Linked DNA regions of Mus musculus: regions 2 and 3 are each linked to region 1. Evidence: chromatin loops called from intact Hi-C (ENCODE). Cell type or tissue: heart. All regions are shown on one strand. Links, peaks and the distances in the headings refer to the core of each region. The heading gives the core; the rest is flanking DNA.

Region 1 (10,285 bases), core at 1,997-6,996:
CTTCCAGCTGCCTTCCTGTCTCTCCAGGAGGCAATTGGGAAGGCGTGAGCAGACAGAACCACAGACTCCACAAACGCTTTTTCTGCATCAAAAATTTTAAGTTACAAATATTTCGATTCATAAATAATCAAAGGTGCACACGTAGGTGTGCTTATCCTTGCTCTGAAAGGACACTCTGCCCTGGGGACTTTCAGCAATCACATCTAGTACCTGCCTTTGTACCCTAGGACACCGGGCCTTCTCAGTTCCCTGAGTTCGTATCTGTTCATCTCTCCAGGGGGAGCCCCTCCCCCATCCTGTCCCAGAAAGGCACAGCTCCGTTGTCCTGGAAGAGAATGGACAGGGGCCATCCCCAGCATACTGGAAAAAAGTGCTCTTGGTGACGGAGGGACTTCCTGCCCCGAGAGGAAGCTGGGTGTTAAGTCATAACGAAGAGACTTCCCTGTTGATGAGAAGTTGCAAAAGGTCAGAGTTCAGAGGAAGAGCTGTGTTTCAGGCACCCTCTGCAGATGGTCCAGAGAGCTGTGAAGTCAGCGACCAGGACTTGGTGTCCTTTGGGCACGGGGCTCAGAGCGTGCCGTAGACGCTGATTTTGACCATGGAGATGCTCTCGGTGTACCGGTTCAGGCCTTTCTCGTACAGAACGAACAGCTGCGGGGGCTGCTTCTTTCCATCCGTGCTGTTTTCCAGGGCTGTCAGGGACGAGTAGCCGCTGGGTCCCGGCCACACCTGGACCCTCTCCTTCTGCCAGGATGTACCATTGCTGAAACTCCAGCGCAGGGTCAGGTTCACTCCTAGGAGAGCAATAGTCAGAGGGAGGAGGGTCTCTGCTCTGTCCAGGACTTGTTCAGACGGGGCGCCCCCCAACCCCCACTCCACCCTCAGGCACTCACGGAACTCAGGGTGGGCTGGATTGGAGAAGAAGACAATGCCGGAGCTGGTGGCTAGTGCTCCTGCAGCTACCACAGGGTCCACGAGCTCAGGGTCGAAGGTCACATCCCGGGGCCTGAGGGTGTCACAGGCGTCATAGCTGCGGAGGACGATCCTGCAGCGGCAATGGTAGTTATTCTGGTTCCGGGCGTTGATGATGACCGAGCCATCTGGAAGCTCGTAGGGCTGCGTGGGGGAGAGAACAGGAGAAGCTGGGGAGGCTGAGGAAGCCAGAGCTGGGGAAGGCGGTGGTGTGGGCGGGTACAGTCCATGGACTCCTGACCTGGCACTCGTCGGGGTTGAAATCGTGATCGTGTTTGGGCTGGCCAAAGGGAATGCCGCTCACTCCAGTGCCGTAGTGCCAGGAGGCACCGTGGTCATCACTGAGGAGACAGAAGACCCCATCTCGCTCCAGCGTCCCGTGTCCACACACAATGAGCCGGCCCTTCCCAGGCTCCCGCTGTTTCTGTTAAGAAGAGGAAGTGGGTGTCGCAAAGGTGCTGCCATGGAGCTCAGGCAGAGCGCTGGCAGCTCCCAGTGCGACACACTGGAACCCTTTTGTTCTCCCACAGACACTGCCCAAATTAAGAAGCTTTTTCATGGCAGGCCTGTAATCCCAGCTACTCAGGAGGCTGAGCACAGAAGATGGTTTGCCTGGGCTACAGAGTCACTTCAAGGCTAACCTGGGGACATAGTGAGACTCTGTCTCAAAATTAAAAGTATATAAAAAGGCTGAGGTATAGCTCAGCTTGGTGGTAGAGTTCTTGCTGCCTGTGCACAAGGCCCTCATTGAATGACACTCCTCAAAAATCTTAAAAAATAGAAAAGAAAAAAATCTCTCTCTAAATTCGAAATATTTATTTGAATAACAATGGCCTCCAATGCTCTATGTAGCCAAGGCTGACTATTTGGCTCCCAGTCCTCCTCATTCTATTGCCTGATGCTGGAACTGTAGGCATGCTACACAGGGTTACTTGTGAGTAGCCTGAATGCTCTCTGTAGACTAGGCTAGCCTTGAACTCAGAGATCTGCCTGCCCTGGCCTCCTGAGGGCTGCAAATGTCCCCAATTTCAATACTATCTTTTCAGTCCTCCTCCCCATTTTGAGATTATCTCTCTAGGTAGCCTGTCTTTGAACTTACAATGTAGCCCAGGCTAGCCTTTAACTCACAGTGATTTTCTTGCCTTAGTTTTTTTGTTCTCAAATAAATTTTTGGCTAGCATACAAAGAAATGGGCTTCACCATGGCATGTCCAAACATATAAACAGATCATGCTTGGTTCTTACACCCTCTCCACTGCCCTTTCCTGGAAGTCCCTTAGGACATGCATGTGGAATGCACCACTGGACAAGTGCAGGTGTCCACCCAGCCTTGGGAACGTCTCTCTAACCTGAGCTCATGGACCCTGCTGGGCACCGGGCATTGTGATATAGGTACGTGTCTGCCCAATGGCACCCAATTCTTCCCTGCACAGGCTAAGGACAGATCTGTTGACAGTCTCCATGTGAGACGTCAATGGTAGTTCCATCTCCACAATCGAGATGGAAACTTCCAGAACGCCATCCTTCTAAGGTGCCCCCACTCAGGAAAAAAAATCTGATTCATGGGATCTTGCCCTCCTCCTATCCACAGGGTGAAACCTGAATGCCTGAGCCAGGTCCAGGGGCAAACATCTCTGTGCCAATATCCACAGAGAGATTCCGGGGTGGGCTCCAGGAAATGCCGTCGTCCTTACTCCAAACCAACATGGTAGAGGCCACCTGGCAGTTGACCTTGTGAGCACAGAGGGTATAGATAAGGAACACTATCCCTGTGTCTACATCGTTCACCACAGCGCCCAGGTTCAGGCCATCGGAGGCCTCCCCATCGTCTACGATGAAGGCTGTAGAGGACCACGTGCTACCTAGAAGAAGAAGAAAAAAAAAAGAGCAGAGAGAAAATTGTACGGGTTGTTGTTTACTTCCTGCCTCTCCCCGGGGACCTCAATGTGGCACCAGAACCATGTTTCTTCTTTCTCTGACATTATTTCCTGCTAATTCCCCTGAGACATAATTCTCATTTTCAGTACCTTGGTTCTTAGTTACAGAAACTATGGACAAAATTCATCCTCTGGTTTCCCTAACTCATTAGGGACTCAAGCCCCAAAGTTCTATCTCTGGGCTGAAGTCATCCTCTGCCCTGGCCTCGGATGCCAGGAGCAGGAAGATCGCTGTGAGCCCCTGACCCCAACCAGCCCAGCAGCTCAGTGGTCCCCGGGGTCTGCTCGGCTCTGCTCCATTGATGAAGGGAACCCCCAACTCCCTACCCCGATCACCCATACAACCCAGCACCCGCTCTTTCCACCCGGGAGCCTTTGTTACCCTGGTCCGTGGACCTCCTCATGGCGATGAACTTGGCCCCCTCATCGGATGCAGATTTTTTCCTGGCCTCAGCGAAGGCCAGGAGCGTGCCCCGAGGGGTGGCTGTGATGAGCGGGATGCGGAAAGTGTCTACAGAGCCGATCTGCTTCCCGCTCACCCACAGCAGCTGCTCCATGGTCACCAGCGGCTGCACCTGCGCAGAAGGACACCTCAATGCAGACAAGCTTCACGAGGTTTAAGGTACCTAAGACCGATAGGTACTGGCTCCAGCCAGGGTTCCCATGAGAGAGGGTAATGGGGAGCCTGAGTAGGGGTGAAGGGTGTCCTAGAACAAGAGGTGGGAGCCCAGAGGATAGTATGGGCCGAACCTGGAGGCTCCTGAGCAAGGAGAGGCTGCGAGGGGAGAAGGAACCTTCAGGGATGAGGGGCAGGACCCCATAACAGTTGAGCCAGGGGCCCAAGGAAGCAAAGGTGTTGGGAGGGGATGGAGGGGCAGGAGTGTCACGCGGAGGGATGGCCGAGCTGGGCAGTGGCCACCTCTGCAGGTGCAGCAAGGCTCACCAGGCTGAAGTCATCCTCTGCCCTGGCCTCGGATTCCGCCGCGGACACCAGGAGCAGGAAGATCGCTGCGAGCCCCTGACCCCGACGGCCCGCCCAATAGCTCAGCGGTCCCCGGGGTCTGGTCGGGTCTGCCCCCACCATAGCTCCCGGCGATCCCTGTCCAGGAACTGGTCACCGGTGGCAAGCCGTCAGCTGACCTCGGCCCTTTAAAAGCGCGCACGTCACTCCGACCCCTCCCCTTGGGGGCCGCAGCCCGCGCTGCCGCGACTCCAATTAGTCCATCAGCATGTGACCCAGAGGCGGCCCCAGTCTGTGTGAGCCTTTTGACTGGCTCTAACGCCAGAACGTGACGAAAGGGGCGGGGCGTGTTTTAAAGCAACCGGCGGCTATGAAAGGCACTGACCCCTTGTGGAAGAGACAGGTTAGGGATGGCATATGACTCAGTTGGTAGAGTACCTTCCTAGTTTGTATGAGTCCCTAGGGTTGGGAAGCCCCACTCCTAGCTGAGGAGATCTTGGCAGTTGATGGCTGCTAGGGGAGAGAAAGGCACTTTTCTTTAGGAGTGTGCCCATGGTACCCCACGTCCCAGTGGATGACCCCAATGCCCTTAAGCACATGACTAACACTGATTAGAATCACTAGGTTAAAAATAATAAGCAGCTGGGCGTGGTGGCGCACGCCTTTAATCCCAGCACTTGGGAGGCAGAGGTAGAGGCAGGCAAATTTCTGAGTTCGAGGCCAGCCTGGGCTACACAGAGAAACCCTGTCTTGAAAAGCTAAAAAAAAAAAAAAAAAAAAAAAGCGACGAATGAATGAAAAAAGAGCCACCCTCCTTCCTGAGTTCTAAGCCAGCCTGGTCTACAGAGTGAGTTCTAGGATAGCCAGGGCTACACAGAAAAATTCTGTCTCTAAACAGACACAGATAACTTGGAAATTCCAGTGCTCCTGCCTGTACCTCCCAAGTACCGATTACAGGCATGTGTCCCAGCCCTGCTTATGCTATAGACAGAATCCGGGGACCCTTCCATGCTAGGCAAACTCTACCAGCTGAGTTACACCCCAGTCTCCTGGCCTCAGTCACCGAACAAGTTTTTCTTACTGGGTATTGAATCGTGTGATAGCAATTTGGATTTTAATTAAAAAAAAAAAAAAAGGAAGCAAGTTTTCACTGAAAATAAAGCCATAAACTTATCAAGAATATAAAATATTAGTCTTTAATAAAATCTGTTTTCTACAAAATCGTGATTCTCAAGGCATTGACGGCAGGGCTTCTGTACAGGAGGGCTGCATTTCCAGGTCACGATGAGTCTCTCACTTCTTCCTGGTCTTTCCCCCTGTAGGTGCCTCATTCTTCTTGCCCAGAATCTTCAGGAGTGCCTTGGGCATGTAGTAAGGCCGCTCCTGGGAACCATCATTTCTCTCCAGGTCCTCGACTGAGAGGCAAAGTAGATCCGTCAGGGTGGATCCTGATAATGGCACCCCACTGTACCCCAAAATAATCTGGGGTGTATAAACCAAACATCCTGGTTTCCTGTCCGGGCCACTTCAGGCAGTTTGATACAACTTCCCTGGCTGGCTGTAGACCAGGCTGTATAACCTGTTTTTCTCACACAAAGTGGGATAAATAACTGTATATGTCATAGGGTGATAACAAGACAAAAAAAAAAAAAAATCACATGCCAGACCATCATGGTGGCTTTCTCTGTAATCCCGACATTTAGAATGTGGACATGGGAGGACTTAGACTACAAAGGCCCCTGAGGTCTCCACAGCACAACTCTGTCTTGAGAATGGTTGCGCATATCCATGATTCTATTGCTTGGGAGGCAAAGGCCAGGAGATTGGTTTGAGTTAGATCTAGCCTAGTCTATATAGTAGGAGCTAGCCAAGAATACATAGAGAGGCCTGATGTAAATAAATAAAATTGAAGCAACAAGCAAAACCCATAAAACAATAAAATATTCATGTCCACTGCTTAGTGCATGGCTGGGGGACTGCTACCGAGGTAGGGCCATTCCTGCTTCTCAGGCCCAAGGCTCTGGCTTCTATATCATGGTCACCATTGTCACCAGGTCAAAAAACACAAGAATTCCAGCACTTGGGGGCTGAGGTAGGAAGATCATGACTTTGAGTCAGCCTTAGCTATAGACTTAGTTCCGGGTCAGTCTGTACTATAGTCTGTTCCTGTCTCACCCCTATGCATGACCCCCCCCCCCAAAAAAAAAAACCTAAGTAAAAACCACACACTCTGACTACCTCCTAGGAAGTGTTAAACTCAGGCCTCCGTCTGAGAAGTTTCCCCTGTCTGAGAATGCCCAGGGTGTATTCCCTTCTTTCCTTCCTAAACCTCTAGCCTTAGAATGTCTGAAGACATTCCCTCTGGCTCCTTTAGCTCACAAAGCTACAAGCAACCAGTCTCTAAAAGAAGCCTGGAGGCCTAAGAGCTTGAGGGTGGGTGGAGGGTTGGGGGAGGGGGGCACTCACGGAAGCAGAGGAAGAGCGTATCTACACACATTCCAAAGACGCTGAAGAAGCCACTGGCAATGACGTAGGCTCCCATGATGGAGGTCTGCAAGAGACAAGACTGATTGGGAGCCCTAGGCTCCTCTGGGGATGTGGGTGGGGCAGAGAGAGGTGTCACTCACCATGATGGGCAGCCAATAATAGTTGAGGTTGGGGTTCTCAAAGTCTTTCCCCAGCCCCTTGATACGACCGGAGAAAAAGAAGAAGGACAGAACGCCTGTGGGAAAGAGTCCTGCGGTCAGTGCTGTTCTTCTGAGGACCCCCCCTTCGTGCACCCCAGGGGGCACCTGACCCCGTAAACCCTGGTCTTGACCCTTACCGACACCTCCAACCACCAGCAGCTTCCCAAAGAACAGCAGCAGATCAGTGACTTTATCCAGGACGACGACCCTACATAGAAGTCAGGACAGACTGGGGTGAGGGTGCTGGCAGGTGATGGCATGGTACTGGACCAAGCACAGGACATTTCTGAGACCAGCTTTGGGATGGGAGAAGTGGGTGGGAGACCCCACTGGGGCATGGCGGTCTGACCTGAGAACATTCCTCATGAGCAGCATGAAGGCATTTTTGGCCGAGACACAAAAATTCTTTCCATAGATGGCGATCTGTGAGGAGCAGGGAAGGTCTGAGCCACACCTCTGGTGAGCTTGCCCGAGTGATGGTGGAGCCCGGGCTGAGGGACACAGAGCCAGGGACGGATGGAGGTTTTGCTCACCATGATGTAGGCATTGCGGTTGAGGAACTTAATAAACTTCTCCAGACACCAGAGGCAACACTTGAAGCAGCAGATGATGCAGCGGGCCACAGGGTTCTGGGATCCTGGGGACAAAGGAAGCTCACGCTTAGCCGCCAGCTTCTGCCTGTCTGCCTGCCCTTCCAAGGCTCTGGCTGCTCAGCCCACCACCTGCTCACCTCTTAGCTTGTGGTCGATATACTCCAGGATAACCCGGGCTATCTGCACAAGGGACAGGATGAGGGCTCCAAACGCCAGTGAGCCAGTGTGGTAACTGCAGAGGCAGTTAGTTAGGTGAGATGAGGCACCCCAGGACCCCTGGTATCTCTAGGACTAACACTTCCCTAGGCGGCTGCCCCTGGCTTACCGGAGTGTGCGGATGAAGGCTGAGCTCAAAGGGAAGGTAGGGATGTCTCGAGGCTTGTGAAAGGCCCAGTAGAAAGAGGCGAAGGCCCCGGCAAGGACACACTGGCCCAGGGCCAGTACCCAGTTAACAGTCCAGAAGAGCCCCAGGACTCCGTAGATTTGCAGGTTGAAGAGAGAACGCTGAGCTAGGCCCGTGGTCGAGTAGCCCTTGAAGACGCACTTGAGGTTTGGGCACGAGGAATTCAACGGGGCCTGGGGGTGACAGGACATAGCAGGTTCATGCCCGGAGTTGCAGGCAAATCCTTGACCTTCTCTGTTCCTAGTGGCCTCCAGACTCAGACCACCTCAGTGCTGCTGTAGTGTGACTAAGCAGCTTCCTGGTTTCCAGACTGGCACAAGCTATCCAGAAGGCAAGCGAGGTGCGTGCGTGGATGTTTTCCACCCCCTCTCCCTCTTACTTTCCCAGCAGCCTGCTTCTGGAAAAGCCTTGTGTGCACTGAACACACTGTGGGTATTTATTGATATTAAACTGACTTTGTGGGCTCTAACAATGACACAGTTATAGCATGCATGTGTGTGTGTCTGTGTGCATGTGTCTGTGATGTGTGTGTGCACACGCATGTGATGCATGCATGTGTAAGTGTATGCATGTGTGTATCTGTATGTATGTGCTTGTCTGTATGTGTGTACATGTCTGTGGAATGTGTGTGTGTGTGTGCAGTGCATGTATGTGTGTGTGTGTATGTGTGTGTGGTACATGTATGTGTGTGGTATATGTGTGCATGTGTTGTATGTGAATATCTATGTGTGGTACATGTGTGAGTGTGTTGTATGTGTGTATGTATGTGTGGTACATGTATGTGGGTGTGGTATGTGTGGGTATGAGTGTGTGGTACATATTTGTGTTTGTGTGTGAGAGTTTGTGTTATATGTGTGTGTGTGGTATGTGTGTGTATGCATTTGCTTTGCTGGGACCGAACACCAAATCTCACACATCCTACAAAACTCACACACAAAATTGAGCCTCATGCCCTGCTTTCATTATCCTTATGCCCACCTCCACCCCTGCAGCCGCCTTTCCTCCCCATTTCTAGTGTAGAACTCGGGGCTTCAGGAACAAAAGACAACTTTTTATCACTGTCCTGCTTTCTGAGCGATCTGTTGAGGGGCTGGGGAAGGATATCAGCTGATAGAGTACTTGCCTACCATGCACAAAGCCACCACATCAAACCCTGAGTGGGGACTGGAGAGATGACTCAGCGGTTAAGAGCACTGGCTATTCTTCCAAAGTGAACCAGGTTCAATTCCCAGCACCCACATGGTAGGTCTGTAATTCCAATCCCCGGGCATCTGACAACCTCACATTGACATACACACAGTCACAACACCAATGTACACAGGTCACTTTTGAAAAACTGCACTTTGGGGCACACCTGTCGTCACAGCACATGGAAGGGAGAGACAGGAGGATCAGAAGTTCAAGATCATTCTTGGCCACACAGCAAGTTTCAAGCCAGCCTGGGCTACATCAGACCCTGTCTATGAATAGATAAACAAACAAGCAAGCAAGAAAATGCTGTCTGAGATCCACCTTATTAGACTGAAGAGATGGCTCAGCGGTTAAGAGCACTGACTGCTCTTCCAGAGGTCCTGAGTTCAATTCCCAGCAACTACGTGGTGGCTCACAACCATCGGTAATGGGATCTGAAGCCCTCTTCTGGTGTGTCTGAAGACAGCAACAGTGTACTCACATACAATCTTTAAAACAAAACAAAAAGACCTCCCTTATTTACATGTTAAGTGGTATGGTGCAGTTTGTATTTAGACTACCTATGTGCTATGTGGTACTTTACTTCTTAGGATGGTCTGAATATGCCTGGCCCAGGGAGTGACACTATCAGAAGGTGTGGTCTTGTTGGAGTACTTGTATCACTGTGGGTATGGACTCTCATCCTAGCTGCCTGGGAGTCAGTATTCTGCTAGCAGCCTTCAGATGAAGATGGAGAACTCTCAGCTCTTCCTGGACCATGCCTGCCTGGATGCTGCCATGCTCCTGCCTTGATGATAATGAACTGAACCTCTGAACCTGTAAGCCAGCCCCAATTAAATGTTGTTCTTGTAAGAGTTGCCTTGGTCATGCTGTCTCTTCACAGCAGTAAAACCTTAACTAAGACATCCTTGTGATCCCGATACTTAAGGAAACTGAGGCAGAGAGATCACCATGAATTTGAAGCCAGTATGGGCTACAGAATACATTTCAGGTCAGCCTGGAAAGAAAGAAAGAAAGAAAGAAAGAAAGAAAGAAAGAAAGAGGAGAAGAGGAAGAAAGAAAAAGAAAAGCAAGCCAGCTATGGCATGCCTCTGGCTGCTCTTGTAAGAGAACCAGAGGTCCGTTCCCAGCACCCACGTGATGGCTCACCACTATCTATAACTCTAGTTCCAGGAGATATGATGCCCTCTTCTGGCCTCTTTAGATAGCAAATACAATGCTAAGCATAGACATACATGTAGGCCAGACACCTGTATGCACAAAATAAAATAATAATAAAGTGCATGAAATAATGAAATAATAAAAGATATAAAAATTTTAAAAGAGGTGGGGAAGAAAAACCTTTTTTTTTCCCTTTGGCTTTTTCAAGACAGGGTTTCTCTGTATCGCCCTGGCTGTCCTGGAACTCACTCTGTAGACCAGGTTGTCCTGGAACTCAGAAATCCGCCCGGCTGAAAACCTTTTTTTTAAAGCTTTTTTTTTTCTTTTAAAGATTTATTTATTATTATATGTAAGTACACCGTAGCTGTCTTCAGACACACC
Region 2 (10,285 bases), core at 3,528-8,527, 290 kb after region 1:
AGCCCGCTCCTCCCCCGGGGCCCCACTCCGCGCACCCCAGTCCTCCGGACTCAGCAGGTTGTCGGTGAAGAAGCGCGTCGGGTCGGCGATCTCACTGAGGAGCATCAGCTCCGCCATCTTCCCCCCACCCCCCACCATGAGCCGGCTCCCCGGCCCGCCTCCTCCCGGCCGCGGCAAATCCATGAGCTCGCTGAGGAAAACCGGCGTCCCGGAAGTCCTGATGACCAGTCAGAGGCTTAGTTGGTGAACACGTGACACGAAGGAGCAATGACTGTGCATGCCGGGCCAATGGCACGGGTCAGCCGCTTTACCGATCCAGGCGAGACTGTGCGTGCGCCGTACAGGCCCCAGAAACTAGCATTGTGGGAAATGTAGTTCCTAGCACTTAGGGTTCCGGCATCTGGGCTAGAGTGTTCATGCTTGAGCAGTTGTCCGCAAACATCTGCACCCATGTGGTGCCCATAAACTCATGAAGGCACACGCATAATGAATGAATTATTAATGAATAAACGAATGAGCAAAGTTCCAGCATTTAGGATAAGAGATGGCTCAGCAGTTTAATATTGCTTATTGCGACTAGGCGGTAGTGGTGCACGCCTTTAATCCCAGCACTCAGGAGGCAGAGGCAGGCGGATCTCAGCCTGGTCTACAAAGTGTGCTCCAGGACGGCCAGGGTTGTTACACAGAGAAGCCCTGTCTCAAACCCTCCCACCCAAAAGGAAAGTGCTTGTTGCTCTTATAAGGGTCTGGATTACATTCTCAGCACCCACACCTGGCGACACGCAACCACTTGTAACTCCACCTCCCTGGGATGCAACTCCCTGACATCCGGAAGTTCTGGCGTTTGCCACAGCCAGTCCCAAATAGACAACCTCTCCTATCCTCGGAGGTGGATACGCTTCCCGGGACTCCCTCCACCAAGTGGCTCACTGACACCGTCGCTAACTCCCTGTAGGTCAGAACGAGATACGAGTTCAAACAACTTCCTTCGGGGCCCTTGAAAATTCCACAACACAGACCACAGTTCGCGGGTTCCTGTCTCCTTTAATCAGCTAAACATCTTGCGCAGTCCCCGAGCCAGCCCTGCATCCTGTTTCCTTCCCTGAATGACCACCTTCCCCAGCTCCTCTTTCGCTGCACGGTTTTTGGGATCTACTGCTAGCACTTTCTTGAAATCAGCAGTGGCTTTTTCCAAGTCCCCGAGGGCAGCCCGAGCAACCCCCCTTCGGTATAAGGCCTTTAAATGGCCCGGCTCCCGCTCCAGCACTCGGTCACAGCTCTGGGCTGCCAACTGGGGGTGTCCTAGCAGCAACTGGCAGGCAGCCAGATTGGCATAAAGGGTAGTTCGTTCGGGAGGGCCGGGTGGGGGCAACGTCAGCAGCAGTCGGAGAGCCCGTCCATAGCATCGGGCAGCCCCTTGAGGGTTCCCAGCTCGAAACAGTTCTGTACCCCTTCTGTGTTCTTCTTTGGCCAGAGCCTCCTTCTCCATAGCCTCCATCTCCCAGGAGTCCCGGCCATTGGTGAAGGAATCCAGTCTGAGTTTAGCAAGAGGTGCAGAGGATCCAGGAAGGTGAATCTTTGCCTCCTCACCTTGACGCATAGACTCCAGGCATTTTTCCATGAGTTCCCCCCACATTTTTTCCCTCCATTGTCCTATGCCTATGGTTAGTTCTGTCCAGCCCTCTGGCATCCCAGATCCAAAAGGAAATCCCAAAGCCAACACTTGGCATTTGGAGCCTAGCTTGGGTTTGTCTAAGCCATGGCCAGGGACTATGATCTTCTTTACAAAACTCCCATCAGGACAGTACCAAAGATCAGAAGCTTGGAGGTGCTCTGCCATCTCATTGGTTGAGACTTGAAATTGATCAGAGTCACCTTCAAATCCAGCCACGGGATGTTCAATCTCTTGAGTCTCTACAATTTGATTGGCTGGATCCGGTCTCACTCCCACCTTCAGGGCTTCAGGGAGAAGACCTGGGGACCGCTGCCTAAACGGAATGGCTGTATTTAAGATTTGCTGGGCGTTCTCTTCCCGCTGCTGCGGCTGAGCGGTGTTCTTCTCGTTCATTGGGCTGATAGGTGAGGTCTCCATTGGATCTCCTGATCCCTTCCACAACAGATAAAGGAAAGAACAGTTTAGTCTGGAAAGTGATGGGTCAAGTGTAGTTCAGACCTGAGCAGGTGAAAAAAACAAACAAACAAACAAACAAAAAACCGAAACCATGTAAATTCCAGAATTCCTAGTTAAGACTCCTCGTAGTGCTAAAAGTTTCTCCTTTTTTTCCCCCCTTCCCAAGCTAGAATCCACCCAGGTCTAGTTTAGAACTATAAATTCTGTAATTCCCCATGGTTCGGGTAGTCGCCCCAACTATGGGCACTTGACCGGGTCAAAAAGTACCTGAGAGACCAAGGAGCATAGCAGGACGGCCTAAGTCACAGTTGTTGCATTGTGTATGATGTTGAGGCCTGGAAGGGCAGCCTGGGAGCAGCTGAGAGTCTCTATCAGCTCTCGAGCCCTCAGAGACGGAGAAGCTAGTCCCTAACACGACGGCCAATCAGGAGCACGAAGAGGTTCCTTGTCCCGCCTCTATGGTGACGCCATTTCCCTAGCAACCGTGAAGCGCCATACCTTAGCAACCGGACTAGACCTAAGCAATAGAATTAGCCAAATCGAACCGAGGTTGACAAAGATCTGGCTGACTGGTTTAGTCAAAATGTAAAAAGGCCAGAAATGGGAAACTTGGGCTGAGGAAGAGAGAGCAGTGGTAGAGAGCTTTACCAAGCATGCGTAAAGACCCTAAGTTCGAGCTTCAGTTCAAATGTAAAGGCTGAGATTTTAGCTGCTTTCAGACCCTCCCCTGTTATTATACCCAAATTCAGAGATCTTAGCTGAAATCAACCCCTGTCCATTTTGGCTCATCCTTGATTGACTTTTGCCACATATCCATCATTGCCCTTCAACTGAGCCCCCTGATCCAGAATCGTAGTGTTTTTCAAACTCGAATGAGCATGTCCATCATGAGAAAATATATTAAATTGCAGACCTGGATTTCGAAACTCTCAGATGGAGCCTGCGATTCTTGGATAGTGCTCCAGCCCGCTAGCAGTGTGATCCCTCAGTGACCTCATTCCGCACCAGCTTAGTTTGTCCTATATATTTCGTGTGTAACTGGTATCCCATGCTCCAGTGAGAGGAGCGGCAGAGAACAGCTCTCCTCCTCCCTACAGAAGGTGTAGATAGATCCCGTTTGTGACTCAGCCTTGCTGGGCAAACTGCCTGCACCGGCTGGACCAGCACAGTTCTTCCGGGAACGAGAACCCCTTATTATCTAAGCACCTTACTTTGGCATATGTTGTTCTTGGTGTTATTGACAGGGTCATGTGTATCCCTTGCTGGCCTGGAACTCTATGTAGAAGAGGATGCTGGGACCACGGGCATGCCCCACTGTGCCTGATTTATGTGGTACTGTGGATCACACCCAGAGCTTCATTGATGATACAGGGTAAAAGAAATACTGACAAGCTTTACACTGATTAGAATATAAAAAGAATACGTGTACTAACAAACGTCCTCGGAGATATTAAATAAATAATTAAACCAAGAGGCTCTGACCCAACTCTTACTTAAACATACATAGCCTACAAACGAGCTTTGCGTAGCAGTTTAGGAAGACAAGTAAATAGTTACACACCTGAATTCATTGAAATCTAAGTGTCTTTTGCCCTTTGGAGCCACTTGTTTGTCGGAAACTCTCCTCTTACCAGGCTTTGCTAACCTGCCTTGGAAAAGTGACCTTGGGCTTCAACTTGCTCAGAAAGTGAAGTTGGTTTAAGGATAATAGAAACTGCTGGGCTTCCTAATGACACAGAAAAGTGTAGCCAGGAGATCAGGAAGGCTGCCATCTGCCTTTGTAAATCTGCTTGACTGCCCAGAGAATGTAATTCAGGGGTAACCAAACCCCCAGTTTCTGCTTTTGTAACACTTGCTGTATACCCCCCCCCAAGAAAAACAAACAAACAAACCCAAAAACGTAATTTGGGATAGCAATTTAAAAGACACCTGTAAGCCAGGCGTGATAGCACATGGTTTTAATCCCAGAAATCAGGAGGCAGAGGCAGATAGATCTCTGTGAGTTTGAAGCCAGCCTGGTCTACAAATCAACTCCCAGGATAGCCAGGACTGTTACACAGAGAAATCCTGTTTCGGAAAAACAAACAACAAAAAAGGTAAAACAAAACCCAGTTTTCTCTGTTTCTGTTGCACTCCAGGTCACAGGTCACTGACCTTCTTTTTTTTTTTTTCTCTCTCTCTTCTCCCTCTCAAAAATTTTATTTTTGGTTTTGAGTCAGCATTATCTTAGTCCACTTCCCCATCCCCAACACCATGCTGTGGCTCTGGGAATCCATGGAATCTTATGGAGAATTAATCCATCTTCTCTCTCCTCCCCTTTCCTCTGAGGGATTTCAAGGAAAGTAGGAAGTGTAGAAGTTTACACCTTAATCCTTGGACAAAGAAACCCATATTCTCTGTTACTCGATAGTGCGAGGCAGTGTGTGTGTGTGTGTGTGTGTAACTCCTTCAGCAGGTATCCATTGAGCACCTGTTGTATCCGGGCAGCATGCTAGGACCCGGGATACTGAGATGAGAGGAAGGGAGCCTTTACCCTCATGAGATTTATAGCCTCACCACAGAAAGCAATCACAGAGGTATCCCAAGTATAATGTGCTATGAGAGCGAGCTGTGACAGGGAGTAGACATTCTTTGTGGCAACAGTTTTGCTGACATCTAAAGAATGGGCTGGAGTTTGAGTGATGACTCCTATAGCCCCAGCACTTAGGACATGGAGGAAGGAGCAAAATAGTGAATGAGTTTGAGGCTAGCCTGGGCTACATGAATGACACAGAGGACAGATCTGTGGTGGGTGTTTGCTACTTTTCGGCTTCTTCTTTTTTCTACCCTTTATTCCCCCAGCTTCACCCTCTATCACTAGATAGGAGAGAAAGGACAGAGGTGAGAGAGAGAGGTAGAGAGTAGACATTACATCTTTCATTTCCTCTTGGACCACAGCTACTAGCAAAACGCAACCAACCTCCCCAACCCACACTGCCTCTTGGCATCCCTAGCATTTATTTACCCTCTGAAAAATTCCCAGAATTTCAGAGTCACATGATTGCAGAAACTATCTGCAGCTGGCAAAACCATGCCCCTGCTAGTGCATGAAGCAAACCACAATCAGCTGCTACAGACAGTCCCGAGCAGCCCACGTCCCCCACACCTGGGATTAAAATTAAAGCACATTTTTATAGTATTCCTATCTTTTTAAAAGAAACCAGGGCTGGAGAGATGGCTCCTCAGTTAAGAGCACTGACTGTTCTTCCAGGGGTCCTGAGTTCAATTCTCAGCAACCGCATGGAGGCTCACAACCACCTGTAATGGGACCTGATGCCCTCTTCTGGTGTGTGTGTCTGAAGACAGCTACAGTGTACTCATATAAATAAAAATAAATAAATCTTTAAAGAAAGAAAGAAAAAAAGAAAGAAACCAAAACTCCAGAATTCTCACTACACAAATCAGTTACTTGAAGGCTGAACCACATCTAGGAAGTGTATCCTGTGCACAAGCAGCAAGCCCCTAACCACAGAGCCATCCTTCCAGCCCCACAGTCATCCTTACTGAGGGATGGGGCGTCCCTCAAGGCCAGAGTATGTGCACACTGTTCAAGGCCCAGTACCACCCTTAAATCCTTACTAAATACTCAGGATTTATCAATGAGGGATGGAGGCAAATGCAGAAAGCCCCACCAGTGGCGGGTGAGTGTCTTGTTTCAAAATGCTCCAGATGCCAGAAAAAGTGAGCTGGGTGGCAGGGCCTCTGTGCTTTCCAGCTCAGCGCCATCTGGACCGGCTGCATGCACGGAGGCAATCAGACTGCTGAGCCTTGAAAGCTGGCCATTGTTTTGCCGTGCAGAGATTTGGGACATTTGTTGCGGAAGAGGCAGCAGGAGGCAGCACAAAGCTCCGTCCACCCAGCTTTATGCACTCTTGGTTCAGTGTCAGCTTGTCCAAGCCATTCCAAGCCAAGTGCCTGTTACCCTGTCACAAGGTCTGGAGCCAGCTGGAGATTTTCACACCGTCAAGCACCCCACCTTCTACACTGCAAGGAACCAAATGCTGCCCTTATGCTCTGCTGCTCTCACGGTTTAGCATCAGCACCAAAATTCTAGCCCCTCTGGAGGTTAAACAAATATCCCCTTTTGTTTAGTCTTGGTGGTTTCTGTGGGTTTTGGTTCTCCTGGGATTTGTGTCAAAATTGTTCTCTTTCCTTCCCAGAGTTTTTGGACCATGCCTGCCTGGCCAGCAGGGAACAGGAAACCCTGAGGTGACGAAAAAGACTTTCTGTGGTGGAACATTGCATAGGAAGTGCCCCCAGAGCAAGCCTGATCATGAGTCACAACAGCAATAGCAGGCATTGTGCTAAGGGACAATAAATAGTCTTAGCTCATGTGTATTAGCTCATGTGTATTAATGTGTTACCTCACTTTCTCCTAGAGTAACTCCGTTTATCCATCCATTCTTTCTTTCCCCTTTGCAATGGTGGGGATCAATTCCAAGGCTCTGTACACCCTTGGCATGCTCTTTATTACTAAGCCATATTCCTGGCTCTGATCGACAGTTTAATATTTTTTTTTTATTAACTGGGACTGGAAAGGTGGCTCAGTGGTTAGGCACACCAGCTACTCCTGCAGAGGAGCCTCACACTCTCTGTAGTTCCAGTTCCAGGGTATCTAGTTCTTGTTTCTGACCTCTGAGAGACCGGGGCACCCATATGGTGCACATACATACATTCAGGCTAAATACGTATGTGCATAAAATGAATCTTTTTTAAAATGTATTTTTTGAGACAGAGTCTCACTTTGTAGCCCTAGCTAGTCTGGAAACTCTCTTATGTAGACCAGGCTAGCCTTGAATTCAGAGAGATTCCACCTCTCTCTGAGTCCTGAGTGCTGGGATTAAAGGACTGCTCTCCCATGCTAGTCTCATATATCCATATAATCTGACCTTTAGTCATTTTGCCTCATCCCCCTCCCCACTCCCTCTTCCACTGGAACTGTTCTCCACAAGATCTTTCAGTGTGTGATCCACCGGGTTTAATATGACTTACTCGCCATAGAGTATAAATTCTCACCTTAACTCCACATGCGTGCTATGGAGGGAGTGTGGGCCAGAGGTTATTTAGCCTGACTACAACACTGAAGAGACTAAGCCCTCCTCCACAAACAGTCGTCAGCTGCCAACAGTCTCTCTGGCAGGGGTGGGCCCCGATGGGCTCCTCCAACATCCATGATGCAGCTCCGCAGACAAAGGGGAAGATTCAAGAAATCCCAGCTTTGGCAGGTGGAAGGCCTGGGGTCTCTAGGCCAGAAGCAATTGTATGCAGCAGAGGTCCCCAGCAGTGCTGGGTGAAGCCATAGGGAAGTTCTTTTCTGGATGGAAAGTCCATTTTCTTGCTCTCTTTAGAGAAAGCATTACCATCTTGTGAAATTGTGGTCTCGGAATGGGGAAGATCACTGAAGAAAGAAATGGCAGCTGGCAGCTACACAGATGGCTCACAGGAAACAAACCATCCAGGGTGACTGTGCATTTCCCTTGGCCCTACTCAGTTGGTGGGTGAAGTGTTAGCAGGCAGGGTGAAATTGAGCAAGAGGCAAATTGTATAAAGGGAGAGGAGCCAAGAGAATAGGGTAAGACCTTGGAAGTCTTCACAGCATCCAACTTTGGAAGCTGTCCAAAGCAACCTGGGGAGAAGAGGTTTTATTTCAGCTTATACTTCCAGGTAACAGCCCATCACTGAGAAACCAGGACAGGAAGTCAAACATGGCAGAAACCTGGAGGCAGAAGCTGGTGCAGAGGCCATGCAGGGGTGCTGCTTACTGGATTGCTCCTCATGGCTTGCTCTGCCTGCTTTCTTAAAGAACCCAAGACTACCAGCCCAGGGGTGGCACCACTCACAATGGGCTGAGCCCTCCCACATCAATCACTAGTTAAGAAAATCACTACAGCTGGATTGTATGGAGACAATCCCTCAGTGGAGGGTCCCTCCTCTCAGATGACTCTAGATTGTGTCAAGTAGACATAAAACTAGCCAGGACAGGAGCGTAACTGAGAAATGAGGAGAATGAGATTTTATTCTCTCTCTCTCTCTCTCTCTCTCTCTCTCTCTCTCTCTCTCCCTCTCCCTCCCTCTCTCTCTCTCTCTCTCTTTCTTTTTTTGGAAATAGGGTGTTCAGGTTGGCCTTGAACACGTGGAAATCCTCCTGCTTCAGCCTCCCAGGTACTTAGATTATGGGAATGAGCCATCACGCCTGGTCAGAAAATGAAAAACCAAGAAAATCAAACAATAATAAAAGTGGCATGGGTCAGAAAGAAGGATCAACAGTCAGAGCACTGGCTGCTCTTCCATAGTCCTGTGGTTCGATTCCCAGCACCCATACAAACACCTGTGATTCTAGCTCTAGGGATCTGATATTCTCTTCTGGCTCCATCAGTACCAGCCAAGTGTTGGACAGACAGACGGACAGACAGACAGACAGACAGACATGTAGGCGAAACGCTCAAGCATATACATTTAAAAAATAATAGTAATAATAAAGTGATAGAGTCAATGGGTGGGCAGTCCAAACGGAGCTGATAATTTTTCAAGTGGAATTGAGGGATGACATGGAAGGACTATAAATGGGATATTTTGAAGGGCTGCTGCCACTGTAGTGATCTGGTTGAAGGCATGATGGGTGGGTGGGTGGTGCAGGGTAGGAGAGGGTGGGTGGTTAGATCATTCAATCCTGGGTGATATGCATGGCTATCAAAGGCATCAAAAATAACAAGATGAGGGGTCCAGAATGTAGATTCCCCAGTACTGCATTTGTCTGGCACGTGGGGAGTTCTGACTTCGGTTCCTAGCATTCACATGGACAAAATACCAACAGCATAACAAAACATGGAAGACAAGAAGAGGCAGAGACACCGAGCCAGGTGTACCCTTGCCAGAGGAAGGGAGCATCCAAGTAGCCACTAAGAGGGGAGCAGAGACCCTGCCAGAGGATTCAGGCTGTCCACAGGGGCGCAAGAACTGGGTCTCTGTATATAGGGGAGCTGAGGCCAGGCAGGAGAAGAGCAACAGGAACCTGGGAGCTTCTTGTCACCCTTAGAAGGGGCAGAATCTTGGGGGAGGGGAAGAGAGGAGAAGTCATTTTTTTTTGTTGTTGTTTCGTTTTGTATTTACTGACTTCTCCTAATTACTTTCAAAGAGTTCAAATATTAGTGGAAGAGACTTTGCCAGATGAGGATCTGAAAACCATACAGAAGCAAGATTTGGCACCCGCATCCAAGAGCTGCTTCAGGTTAAGTGTATACATCCAGACCACAGGTAAGAAGAACCGGGGAAGGGCAGGTGCCGGCTTCAGGCGCCGAGACTTTCCCCTAAGGAAGGGTTGCCCTGGCTGGAGCACCTTACAGGGTCTCTGGGTGACGCCCAGCCTTCAGTGCACTTTGTCATCCCCTGGGGTTGTCACAGTATTGGCACTTGAGTTTCCCCACCCAAAGGTTGCCCAAGGAGCTTGGGCTTTAAAAATACCCACCCCCTCCAGCCTCAGAGTTCTAATGTGTGCCAGCAGGGAGAACCATCACACCATGGAATGCCTGGGACTGTTTAGGAACGCCCTGTTGCTGTGATCCAACCTAGAGGACCTAGTGTGGAGGAGAGAGGGGTGAGCTGATGTGAGCCTCGAAGGACAGGAAAAAGCAGAGCAAGTGCAGGTGTGTGGAGAAAGGAGAGAAAGCCTAGAGCCCAGGGGCAGGGCAGAGCCCAGGGGCAGGGCAGAGCCCAGAAGTGGCCTAGAGTTTAGAGGTGGTCAGAGAGTCAGGGTAAACACCAAGCAGTTTGATTCGTGCCTAGCCGAGACTAGAGACACAGGCCTGGGGTTAGGGGCTGCGGAGGTGGGGATGTCGAGGGGTACAGCCTGGTTGAAAACTGGGCTGAACAGGAACAGTGCACTGCTTAAACTATGAGAGGAGTGAACAGACAGACTGTAGCGTGGGAAGTATCCTAGTAGGCAAATAAACAGCCTTGAAATCTGTCCAACCCTTTAGGGGAGATTTAACCTAGGGCCTTGATACAGCGCTGCTGACGTAGCGGTATCAGGCAAGGTTCCTGCTCTTGCAGCCCAGGTGGTGGGTTTTTAGGGCTGGGTGTGGTGGTGCACACCTTTAATCCCAGCCCTCGGGAGTT
Region 3 (10,142 bases), core at 5,143-10,142, 50 kb before region 1:
ATACAGAGAAACACTGTCTCAAAAAACAAAAATAATCTCCATGCTAACAGCAAAGGTTTAAAGAAAGAGGCTTCTATCACTTGGCAACAAGCCAAGAAAATGATACAATGTCCCATTTGTTCTTGGAAAACCAAACTCCAAATTCCAAAGGGAACCCCCCCCCCAAAGAAATTTGGCAAATGAGTATGTTTCATTTTTCCAGAGTTTAAAAAATTAGAGTATATGTTCCAGACCATAGACACATATTCGGGATTTCAATAGGTGATTGCTTTAAGTCTAAAAAGGCTGATTCTGTAGTTATACACACTTTGTGTGTTTTCAGATCAAAAAGACCAGACAAGTAGCCCTGGTGATCCAGCTTCACAGCCTCAGGAATTATTTCCTCAAAAATCTGTATCCAGGACAACTTCAACATGCCTTGCTAAGATGCTCCAGTCCCACAGGCTGTTCCAGCCAGGACTTCAATTAAGCCTTGCTCTTTCCCATCACAAGGACTGGACCACAAATGATACAACTAGCTAGCTCTCCCAGGACTTGACCAATATCTCAATTTTCTTAAGGTCCTCAAAAAATGCTGTTGCCCTCAGGAAGTATTTTAAGAGAACAATGCCGCCATTCCTAAGAGGTGGGATGGGTGGGTTTTGCTCATTTGCTGGGTGATGGATATTTGTCATTGTTTAAGGGGGATGGGTCACACGCTGTTAATGGTCTTAGTCAACCAGGAAACCCAGTAAAATTAGATTCAGGGATCTCTTTCTTTCCTCCTTTCTCTCCTATCTAGTATTAGTGGGAAGGGAGAGGAGAGGTGGTGAAAAGAAAAAGGGGAATATAGAGATGATAGGATAAAAGGGTAGATTATTGAATCTACTTCTCTTTTTTTTTTTTTTAAGATTTATTATAATATGTAAGTACACTGTAGCTGTCTTCAAACACACCAGAAGAGGTCATTAGATCTCATTACAGATGGTTGTGAGCCACCATGTGGTTGCTGGGATTTGAACTCAGAACCTCTGGAAGAGTACTCAGTGCTCTTAACCACTGAGCCATCTCTCCAACCCAAATCTACTTTTATATTAATGAACATCAATAAGCCAAATATTTTCCCATGAGTATATTTTTGTATACTGATATGCATTCAAGATTATATTTTTGTTTTATCATATTGTATATGTTTCAACTAGTTTAGAGTATTGCACCACAGCAACTCATTTAAAAATCTAAAGTTCTAAAATCCTTAAATGATACTATATTACAAACTGTTTAGGATAATTAAGAAATGCAAGTTAGTAATTAATCAAATTGTGGTCATGGCAGATATTAGTTTAGCTAATTACAGAAATAAGAGTTATTTAGCCTTCTGTAGATGTTTTCAAAGTTAAGTAGATAGTAAATAGCTAGAAACAAGCAATGTTTGCCTATTCAGATATGCTATATATAGTCTTGAGATCTAGATTATGGTATTTAAGATTTTGGGGGGGGGGGGCGTTTCGAGACAGGGTTTTTCTGTATAGCCCTGGCTGTCCTGGAACTCACTTTGTAGACCAGGCTGGCCTCGAACTCAGAAATCTGCCTGCCTCTGCCTCCTGAGTGCTGGGATTAAAGGCGTGTGCCACCACGCCCCGCTCTTAAGATGTTTTAATAACATAAGGCTTTTCATGCCAGAGCTCCTGCCAGCACCCCAATACTACCTCTAAGAAGATGGTGGTTGGGGCTAGAGAGATGGCTCAGCGGTTAAGAGCACTGACTGCTCTTCTGAAGGTCCTGAGTTCAAATTCCAGCAAGAAGACAGCTAGTGTACTCACATATAATAATCTTAAAAAAAAAAAAGTTTAAGAAGATGGTGGACACTGAAGAACCTCTAATTGGGAGTTTGCTTCTAAAGTGGCTGAAGTAGAAACTTCTAGTTTCTTTGGAAAGTCGATTATGTCAAATGATGTTTTCCTGGGGCACACAGGTGAAAGAATGTCTTGCTATAGCAGACACATAAAAGAGCGCATGATAAACGAGTGTAAATATTACCCTACAAACGGGGAGCATGAGAACTGGTTTGGTTTGCTCTGCCTTGCTATTCTTTGCTAATGACACCTGTGACCTGGTTCACCTTGCATAGCGTTGTTGAGCTCCACTTGCAGTAATGCTGCCATTGAGAGAAACTCACCCAAGAACTGCTCGTGAGGTTCCTGTAGCTTTTTGCTGCTTCAGTGGCTCAACGTCTTCTGGCAAGCCGGGTGGCTTCTTCAGGATTGAACTACAACTGCTAGTTCATGCTAGCTAAGAGGACTGGACTACAGCTGCTGGTTTATGTGTGGGGTCTGCCTGTCCGAAAGAACCATCTGCAGCTGCAGTTTCATATTTGGTATTTGCTACAGGACTGAACTGCTGATAAAGATTGAGCTCACCTATTGCTAAACCAATCTACTTCCCCCACATCCTAAGAGCTTTCTCTTCCATTACCTTTGGTGGGTGGTGGGCTGGAGGAAAGGCTGGATGTTTAAGAGTTGGCACTGGCACCTTAATTTACCCGACTACAAGCTTTAGGGCAGAAGTACATCATGCTGGTAAATCAGGTTGGAATCTTGGTTGGAGATGGGAGGAGGAGGAATGTAGGGTGCTGGAGTGTCAGTGAATTCAACATCCTTTCTCAACTCCCTGCCCAAAGCAGACGACAAACCAGGAATTCAGCTTGCATCATAAGTTTTATTCCCGATGCGGGACAGATCTTTCCATCCCTCAAATGTATTACATGTCGCCACGGAAGGGCTTAGGATGCTGCTCCCATCTCCAGGAAAGATGAGAAAAAGGTACAGACTGGGAGCCAGTCCAGGACCATTCTGCAGTTCCTGGCTCTCTTACCCTCCCTTCTCAGCAGAGGAATTATCTCTCATCCATTCAGTTAAAAAGAAAAAAAAAAAATCATTAACAAAACAAAACACACCTTAAGTATTGGGCAGGGGTGTTCTTGTCCTCAGTAGGACGTCAAGTTCTGGGTCACCAATGGGGAAGTGAGGGGGAGGGGGGAGGTGCCATCACTGCTTCTGCTGAAGGGCTTCCTTCCTTGCTGCATCCTGTAGCAGTTGTGTGTCCACCTCATCTGCTGGCAGCTGCACATAGCGGACGACTGAGCCCCTGATGAAGCAGTTCTTGACTGATAACTGGAGACAAATATGAAAGCACCTCCATTAAAAGTGTGTCCTCCGGCCACCCAGGGGCCTTTTGCTTTAAAGGTTTCCTCCTCCTCCCCCTCCCCAGCCCCAACTTACCATGTGAGGGTATTTCTCAGGGTCTGTGACACTGATGTCGGTTAGTTTGATATTGAGGTACTAAGAAAGAGGAACATCGTCATTAACCCTAGAGACAAGATACAACAACCCACCCTCACTGGCTGCTTTCCTTCCCCAAGAACAAACTGACCCTTATTGTATATCTCACCTGGTCCACAGAGTGGAGGGTTCCACAGATGCTGTCAAGGGCAAAGAGGGAAGAAGCATTGGTTTATGCTGAAATCAGCGTGGAGGGAAAAATCAAAACTAGAACGACAAGTCGGGGAGGAACTTAAGGACCTGAGGCCTGCAGGCAGCATCTGTGAGTTCTGAGGTAGAAACGAAAATGCATCCCAGACTCAGTCTTTGCTCACACCAATGCATCAGAAGCTAATATTTAACTACTGCAGGCCAGGCTTGCATTCCATTTACTACTTGTATTTCCCTTTAAAGACAGGATCTCACTGCGCCCAGGCTGGCCTCAAACTATGGCAATCCTCCTACCTCCACTTGTGGAACTACAGCTGGGACCCACTATTCATGATCATTCCCCACTGGGTTTCTCTGTGAGGACCTAGAACTAGCTATGTAGATAAGGCTGGCCTCAAACTCACACCTGTTTCTGCCTCTACCTCCTGAGTGCTGGATTAAAGGTTTAAGGGATGCACTGCTATCAACACCACTTAGCTAATCATCTTTCAAAGTATTATCATCCTCCAGGATATGAGAGAGGTCATGGAAGGTAACAAAACTTACAACCAATAAACTGAAGGTCAGCCCAGATCTGCATGACTCCCAGAAGCATCAACTATTATTTTTAAAATATTGATTTTTATTATTTGTGTGTATGTGCATGTAGTTACCCACAGAGACCAGAAGAGGGCATCAGATCACTTGCAGCCAGAGTTCTAGGTAGGTGTGAATCACCTAATGTAGTTGCTGGAAACTGAACTCTTATTTTTCAGGGAGAGCAACAAGTTTTGTTTTGTTTTAAAGATTTATTTATTATTATATCTAAGTACACTGTAGCTGTCTTCAGACACTACAGAAGAGGGCGTCTGATGTCCGCTCTCTTTACAGATGGTTGTGAGCTACCATGTGGTTGCTGGGATTTGAACTCAGGACCTTCGGAAGAGCAGTCAGTGCTCTTAAAATCTCTGAGCCATTTCTCCAGCCCCCAGCAAGCTCTTTTTAAAGCACTGAGCAATCTCTGCAGCTTCCCTAACTGTTATTTGTAAACATTTACTGCTTTGGAGTCACAGACCTATGTACACATACTGGTAGCTGGAATTACTCTTTATTATTTTTGCTACACTCTTTTTTTTCTCGTATGAGTTTTTTGTTTGTTTGTTTGGTTTTTTTTTGTTTTTGTTTTTTTTCGAGACAGGGTTTCTCTGTGTAGCCCGAGTGCTGGGATTAATGGCCTGCGCCACCACACCCGGCTTCTTCTTCTTTTTTAAAAAATTGGATATTTTCTTTATTTACATTTCAAATGTTATCCCCCCCAACTTATCTTTAATAATGAAGATACAAGTCAAGTCTTCTCAGTTCTCCAGCCCTCTAGCCCCTAAGCAAGGTTATCAAGGCCAGTGCTCCCATACCACCTTACATGCCCCACCTTATATTATATTTACCCTCTGTGTAACCAACTTTAACCACCTCAGATCCTGAGTTTTACTTCCTCACTCTCTACATCCTATGAATCCCCACAGCTCTGTAGACCATTCGTGTGATTTGACTTTTAGACTATGAAAGGTCTTAGTCTGCACCTCAGTCTGGGCCAGCTTCTAACTTGGCCACACTGGTCAGAACCATCCTGCTGGTCAACCACTGATGTGTGTTCAAAGGTTTCAAGAGTCTACAAATAAAGTTATTTTGCTGGGCGGTGGTGGCACACGCCTTTAATCCCAGCACTCGGGAGACAGAGGCAGGCGGATTTCTGAGTTCGAGGCCAGCCTGGTCTACAGAGTGAGTTCCAAGACAGCCAGGGCTATACAGAAAAACCCTGTCTGGAAAAAAAAAAAAAAGTTATTTTAAAGAGAAACATGAGGGCTGCATATGAAGTTCACTTGTTGAGCATGCCCAGTACATGAAAGAAAACAAAAGCAAACAAAACCCGGCTTCAATGAAACTATAATTTTCGAAGCACTATTAGGAACCAAGTAGACCTTAACGGATGTGACAAGAACCCATAAACATATTTCCAGTGGTACAGCATTTAAGCATTTACCCCAACTCCTGAATCGTTAAGAGCAAATGATACAGCCAGGCAAATCCTAGCACTCAGGAGACAGAGGCATGTGGATCTGTGTGTTCCAGGACAGCCAGGACTACACATACATGTTACTTAACTGTATCTCACTGTGTAACTCCGGATGGCCCTGGACATATGTAGACCAAGCTGTCCTTGAACTCACACCTCTGCGTTCAGTGTTGGGATTACAAGCATGTGTCACAATACCAGGCTCACTCTTAAACTAATCTTTTACACTTAAGACGAAAGGTATTTCTTCTGTGTTTTGCCTACCTACTCTGAAGTAACTTTGTCAACAACAACGACAAAAAGGATCAGGACACCCGGCACCCCCACCTTCCACCAACTCGCTAAAATAAGGACCTACCTCAGGTCATTCTTGAGTTCCACGACTACATCCTTGCCCACAAGAGACTTGAAAAAGGAGTAGAAGAGCTATTGGAAAAGAGGGAGGAACTATCACATGAAAAGGGACGGGGAGGAGGAGCCCGTGACAGTATTTTGAAATACTAGTCTTTGTAGCCCCTCCTAGTAGTTCTCAAAACTTCATAACCAACAACAATCCGTTAAACGGGACTCTGCAGTTCACGGAGCCACGGAGTGACAGGACCTGCGTTGCACCCCTCGACGCTAGAACCCACTCTCTGAGTCGACCACCTCCCAGCTGAGACCGCTTCCCAACCGCACCCTCACAAAGTCCTCGTCAACAGCACAGAAGTGCAAGGCTCGCTTCCCGTTCTCCCCCGGCGCCCGTGGGCTTTCTCTTGGACTTGCTAAAGGTTTCCCCCAAAACACCATCGGCTCCGAGCAGCCTCCTCACACTGGGGTGTGGGCAGTAAGGCTGTACGGAAAACCCTGGGGCCTGGCTGCCGCCCCAAGCGACCGACACGAGTGCCCGCACCCACGCCCGCACGGTTCGAACCGCCCGCCGCGAGCGGCGGCGCTCCCTTTTGACGTCACGGTACCCACCATGGTGCTGGCGCCACGCGGGGCGGCCTGGACCGCGAAGGAAGGCGCCGGGGACTGCGAGCCGGAGGCAGGGCGGGAGCCGGAGCGCGAGCCCGCGCGTGAAGCAAGACTGGATCACGCAGGCGCACGGGGAGCCGCGAAAACCTCGGCTGAATTCAGGCTCAAAGGGAGCGGGGTAGGGCAGAGCCGAGAGGACCGCCAAACCGGTAGAGGGGCGGAACTTCCTGTCCCCCCCACTTCCTCCCGAGCAGCCGCTTTCTCACAAGCGCATGCGTGGGCCGTGGCAGCTGCGCGTTGGACGTAGTTCGTCTCTTTTTCTGATGGTTGTTGAGACTTTTCTCTCTGCCGCGTGATTAGCTCGTAGTCTACGTTTTCTATGGGGAATTATTGGGAAGATTGAGAAAATTATGACTTGCGTATTCTTTAGTAAAATTTAAAATGTTGCTAAGAGCTGGACAGCGTTCGTGCCCAACTGGAATCCTGGAGTTGAGACGGGAGGATTCTGGTTTAGAGGTCAACTAAAGCTATTATAGCAAGACCCTGTGTCAGAGAATAAAATATACACCAATACACACTGGTTATGGTGTGTGTGAGTGTGAGAGAGAAACCGGAACACAAATCCTGATTCTTATCAAAGGTTCCCAGTAAGTAAGTTTCTCTCAATTTCAGTCTTTTGGGGTGCAAAGTTGACCCAGAGCGGACACATTCTAAGCAAAGCAAATGAACAACATCCCAGCTCTAATGTTATATATATATATATAATTTGGCATAGGACTCGTCTGTAAAGGACTAAACTGACTGGAACTCAGTGACAGAAATATTTTACTTTATCTTAGCTTTTTTTGTGTGTGTTTGACAGTTTTTGCCTGTATGTTATGTCTGTACTACATGAGTTCCTGGTAGAAGAGAGGGCTTCAAATGCCCTGGGCCTGGAGTTACAATGGTGAGCCTCCTTGTGGGTGCTGGCAATCAAATCTGGGTGTTCTGGAAGAGCAACAGATGCTTGTAACTGCTGATCCATCCCTGCATTACTGAAATATTTTCAACTAGATCACCGACAGATACTACTTTGGATGTTCTGGGAACAGCATTACCAGGCTTGTAACATGCTGGTTGTGAAGGAGTTCACAAGAGCTGACTGATTTAAAAAAAAAACAAAAAACTAGAAAAGCCTCAGTAGGCAAGTTCCAGAGAAGAAAGAGATGGTCTGAGATGAAAGGGCTTTGTTGTTATTTCGATTGACTTGTTTTATGTAAGTATGCTGTGGCTTTCTTCAGACATCCAGAAGAGGGCATCAGATCCCACTACAGATGATTGTGAGCCACTCTGTGCTTGCTGGAAATTGAACTTAGGACCTCTGGAAGAGCAGTCAGTGCTCTTAACTGCTGAGCCATCTCTCCAGCCCTATTGTTTTTTTTTTTTTAAATAATTACATTAAGTGGGAAGTTGCTAGGTTGTATCTTCTGTGGATATCATGTCTGGATAAATAGGGAAACACTTTCTATTCTGTCTTCTCTTCTTGAGGCTGGCTGTAGGTGCAAGGCAGTCACGGGACACAGGTGAAAATTCTGAGAGTCTAAACCTGCTGATTGCAGGGTGGAATTCTCTAGTGTAATAATCTAAATAGATTGTAGCCAGGGTTTCCTGGGGGTGGGAGTGAGGGCTGGAGCATGCATGACTGTGTAGGCCAGAGATAGATACTGCCTGTTCTTTCCACCTTATTTAATATTTTAAAATTGTATATGTGTGAGCGTTTTTCCTTGCATGTCCATCTGTGTACACATGGGCAGTGCTCCCAGACACTAGAAGAGAGTGTTGGATCCTCTAGAGTTACAGTTGTTAGCCACCACATAGGTGCTGGGAATCAAACCCTGGTCCTGTGGAAGAGCAACACGTGTTCTTAACCACTTAGTCATTTCTCTCATTTTCTGAGATAGGATCTACCATAGATCCTGGAGCTGACAGGTTCATTCAGCTAGACTGACTTGCCAGCAAGACCCTAAGATGCTTCTTCTGTCTGCCCTACCTACCCACTCCCCCAGTGCTGGCATTACCGGTGCACATCACTGTGTTCAGAGCTGGATCCAGCATGGTACCAAGCAGGATTTGTTCCCAAGTTCAGCAGAATCCTTAAGATTTGAATCGAAAACAAGCTGTCACTGGATAGAAGCAGTCAGTACATTTAGCAACTGCGTCCTTTGGGCCCAGGGTGCCTGAGAATTAGGAAATGTTTGTCTTGGCAGGTGGAGGTATCGTGATCAGAGTTCAAGGCAGACCTAGGCTATATTAGACCCTGTCTCAAAACCACAAAACAAAACAAAAAGCAAAATGGTTTTGTTGGAAATGAACTTACACAAATTCAAGTACTTTGCCCTTATCAAGTTAAACATTCACAAGGGACCCACGAATGGAAAAATGCATATCTTCCTTTCTTAATTTTCAAGGACCATTGACAGCTTACAGATACCAGGAAATAAAATGGTGTATAGAATGTTTTAGGCTAGCCTGGGCTCCAAGAAACTCTGCCGTGTGGGGCAGTGGTGGCACACGCCTTTAATCCCAGCACTTGGGAGCCAGAGGCAGGGGGATCTCTGAGTTCCAGGACAGCCAGGGCTACACAGAGAACTCCTGTCTCGAACCCCCCCCCCCAAAAAAAAAAGAAAAAGAAACTCTGCATCCATCTGAAAAATCAAAAGCTGGTCATGATGGTGCATACCTGTGATCTCGGGACTCAGGTGCAGAACAGGGGAATTGCTGCAAGTTAGGGACCAAGTTGGCCTACATAGTAAGTGTCAAGTCAGCTAGACATATACAGTAAGGCCCTGACTAAAAAAAATAAAAGATGACAGAAGTTGTTTCCTTTGGGAACAAATTTACTGAGAGACAAATAACCATCCACACAGGAAGGAGAAAGGTGGGGTGTGGATAATAAATAACAGACATCCAAATTCTTCAAATGGCTCAAAGAGGGGCCTGGTTTTCCTAAAGGTCCAGTTCAGGATCATAGATGAGAGGGTGGGGGTGTGAAAAGGTCGAGTTCGAGGCTTCTCCATCGGGATCCCAAAGGATGGTGACGTAGGCTTGAGTCCAGTCAGTTCAAGAATCATATTGATGTTTGAAGATGAATAAAATTCGCCTAGAGGCACCCTAGCACCCTGCAATTCTGGAAAAGGCTAATCTACTTCCTCGATGGTAGGGCCTGTGGCAGCCCTGCCGGGAGTATACCCTGGCGTACAGGTGGGCCCGGTGCATCCGCTCTGGTACAGTTTTGTGATGATCGGATTACACATATTTTCCAGTTCTTTTCTTTTATGATCAAACTCATCTTTCTCAGCCAGCTGGTTGGCCTCCAGCCAGGAAAGGACCTCATTGCATTTATCCAGTATTTTCTTTTTATCGGACTCGCTGATCTTGTCCTTCAGACCCTCATCACCCACAGCGCTCTTCATATTAAAGGCGTACGATTCTAAGGCATTTTTGGCAGCGATTTTCTCCCTCTGGCCCTCATCCTCCGCTTTGTAGCGCTCGGCCTCCTGCACCATGCGCTCAATCTCCTCCTTGCTCAGGCGACCCTTGTCGTTGGTGATGGTGATCTTGTTGGCCTTGCCGGTGCTCTTGTCCATGGCCGTGACGTTCAGGATACCGTTGGCGTCGATGTC

What was found. Hi-C counts contacts between places; a loop is a spot of excess contacts. Peaks named below come from ENCODE experiments on the same cell type or tissue, not always from the same donor. Only the 100,000 strongest peaks of a DNase experiment are listed, where the experiment ranks them.
Region 2: a loop joins it to region 1, with 3 times the contacts of the local background. A loop is called at or near these places in 4 of 42 quality-filtered maps.
Region 3: it touches region 1 in a loop (4-fold over the local background); 9 of 42 quality-filtered maps call a loop at or near these places.

What each region holds. Positions count from the first base shown.
Region 1 is chr17:34,925,114-34,935,398 of GRCm38, reverse strand. It overlaps Slc44a4 (solute carrier family 44, member 4), which reads right to left. Exons shown (of 21, transcript NM_023557.3): 14 at 7,475-7,725; 15 at 7,287-7,381; 16 at 7,090-7,193; 17 at 6,906-6,979; 18 at 6,694-6,764; 19 at 6,497-6,591; 20 at 6,336-6,420; 21 at 4,963-5,284. The coding sequence ends at 5,163. It overlaps Neu1 (neuraminidase 1), which reads right to left and starts at 4,146. Exons shown (of 6, transcript NM_010893.3): 1 at 3,852-4,146; 2 at 3,291-3,483; 3 at 2,571-2,833; 4 at 1,214-1,396; 5 at 894-1,116; 6 at 1-794. The coding sequence starts at 3,992. The coding sequence ends at 568. In heart, for the core only: a CTCF peak has its summit at 4,262 (motif pointing left); a DNase peak (open chromatin) is centred at 4,068; H3K4me3 peaks cover 1,519 bases; H3K27ac peaks cover 2,030 bases.
Region 2 is chr17:34,637,067-34,647,351 of GRCm38, reverse strand. Fkbpl (FK506 binding protein-like) reads right to left here and starts at 2,538. Exons shown (of 2, transcript NM_019873.3): 1 at 2,399-2,538; 2 at 535-2,107. The coding sequence starts at 2,092. The coding sequence ends at 1,049. It overlaps Atf6b (activating transcription factor 6 beta), which reads right to left and starts at 206. Exons shown (of 18, transcript NM_017406.4): 1 at 36-206. The coding sequence starts at 138. It also overlaps a transcript of Ppt2 not described here. In heart, for the core only: a CTCF peak has its summit at 5,995 (motif pointing right); DNase peaks (open chromatin) are centred at 5,941, 6,351, 7,271 and 7,591; H3K27ac peaks cover 868 bases.
Region 3 is chr17:34,978,427-34,988,568 of GRCm38, reverse strand. Hspa1l (heat shock protein 1-like) reads right to left here. Exons shown (of 2, transcript NM_013558.2): 2 at 9,341-10,142. The coding sequence ends at 9,657. Lsm2 (LSM2 homolog, U6 small nuclear RNA and mRNA degradation associated) reads right to left here and starts at 6,715. Exons shown (of 5, transcript NM_001110101.2): 1 at 6,484-6,715; 2 at 5,882-5,949; 3 at 3,430-3,460; 4 at 3,261-3,320; 5 at 2,678-3,152. The coding sequence starts at 6,486. The coding sequence ends at 3,027. In heart, for the core only: CTCF peaks have their summits at 6,409, 7,565 and 7,767 (motif pointing right); a DNase peak (open chromatin) is centred at 6,698; H3K4me3 peaks cover 2,662 bases; H3K27ac peaks cover 2,285 bases.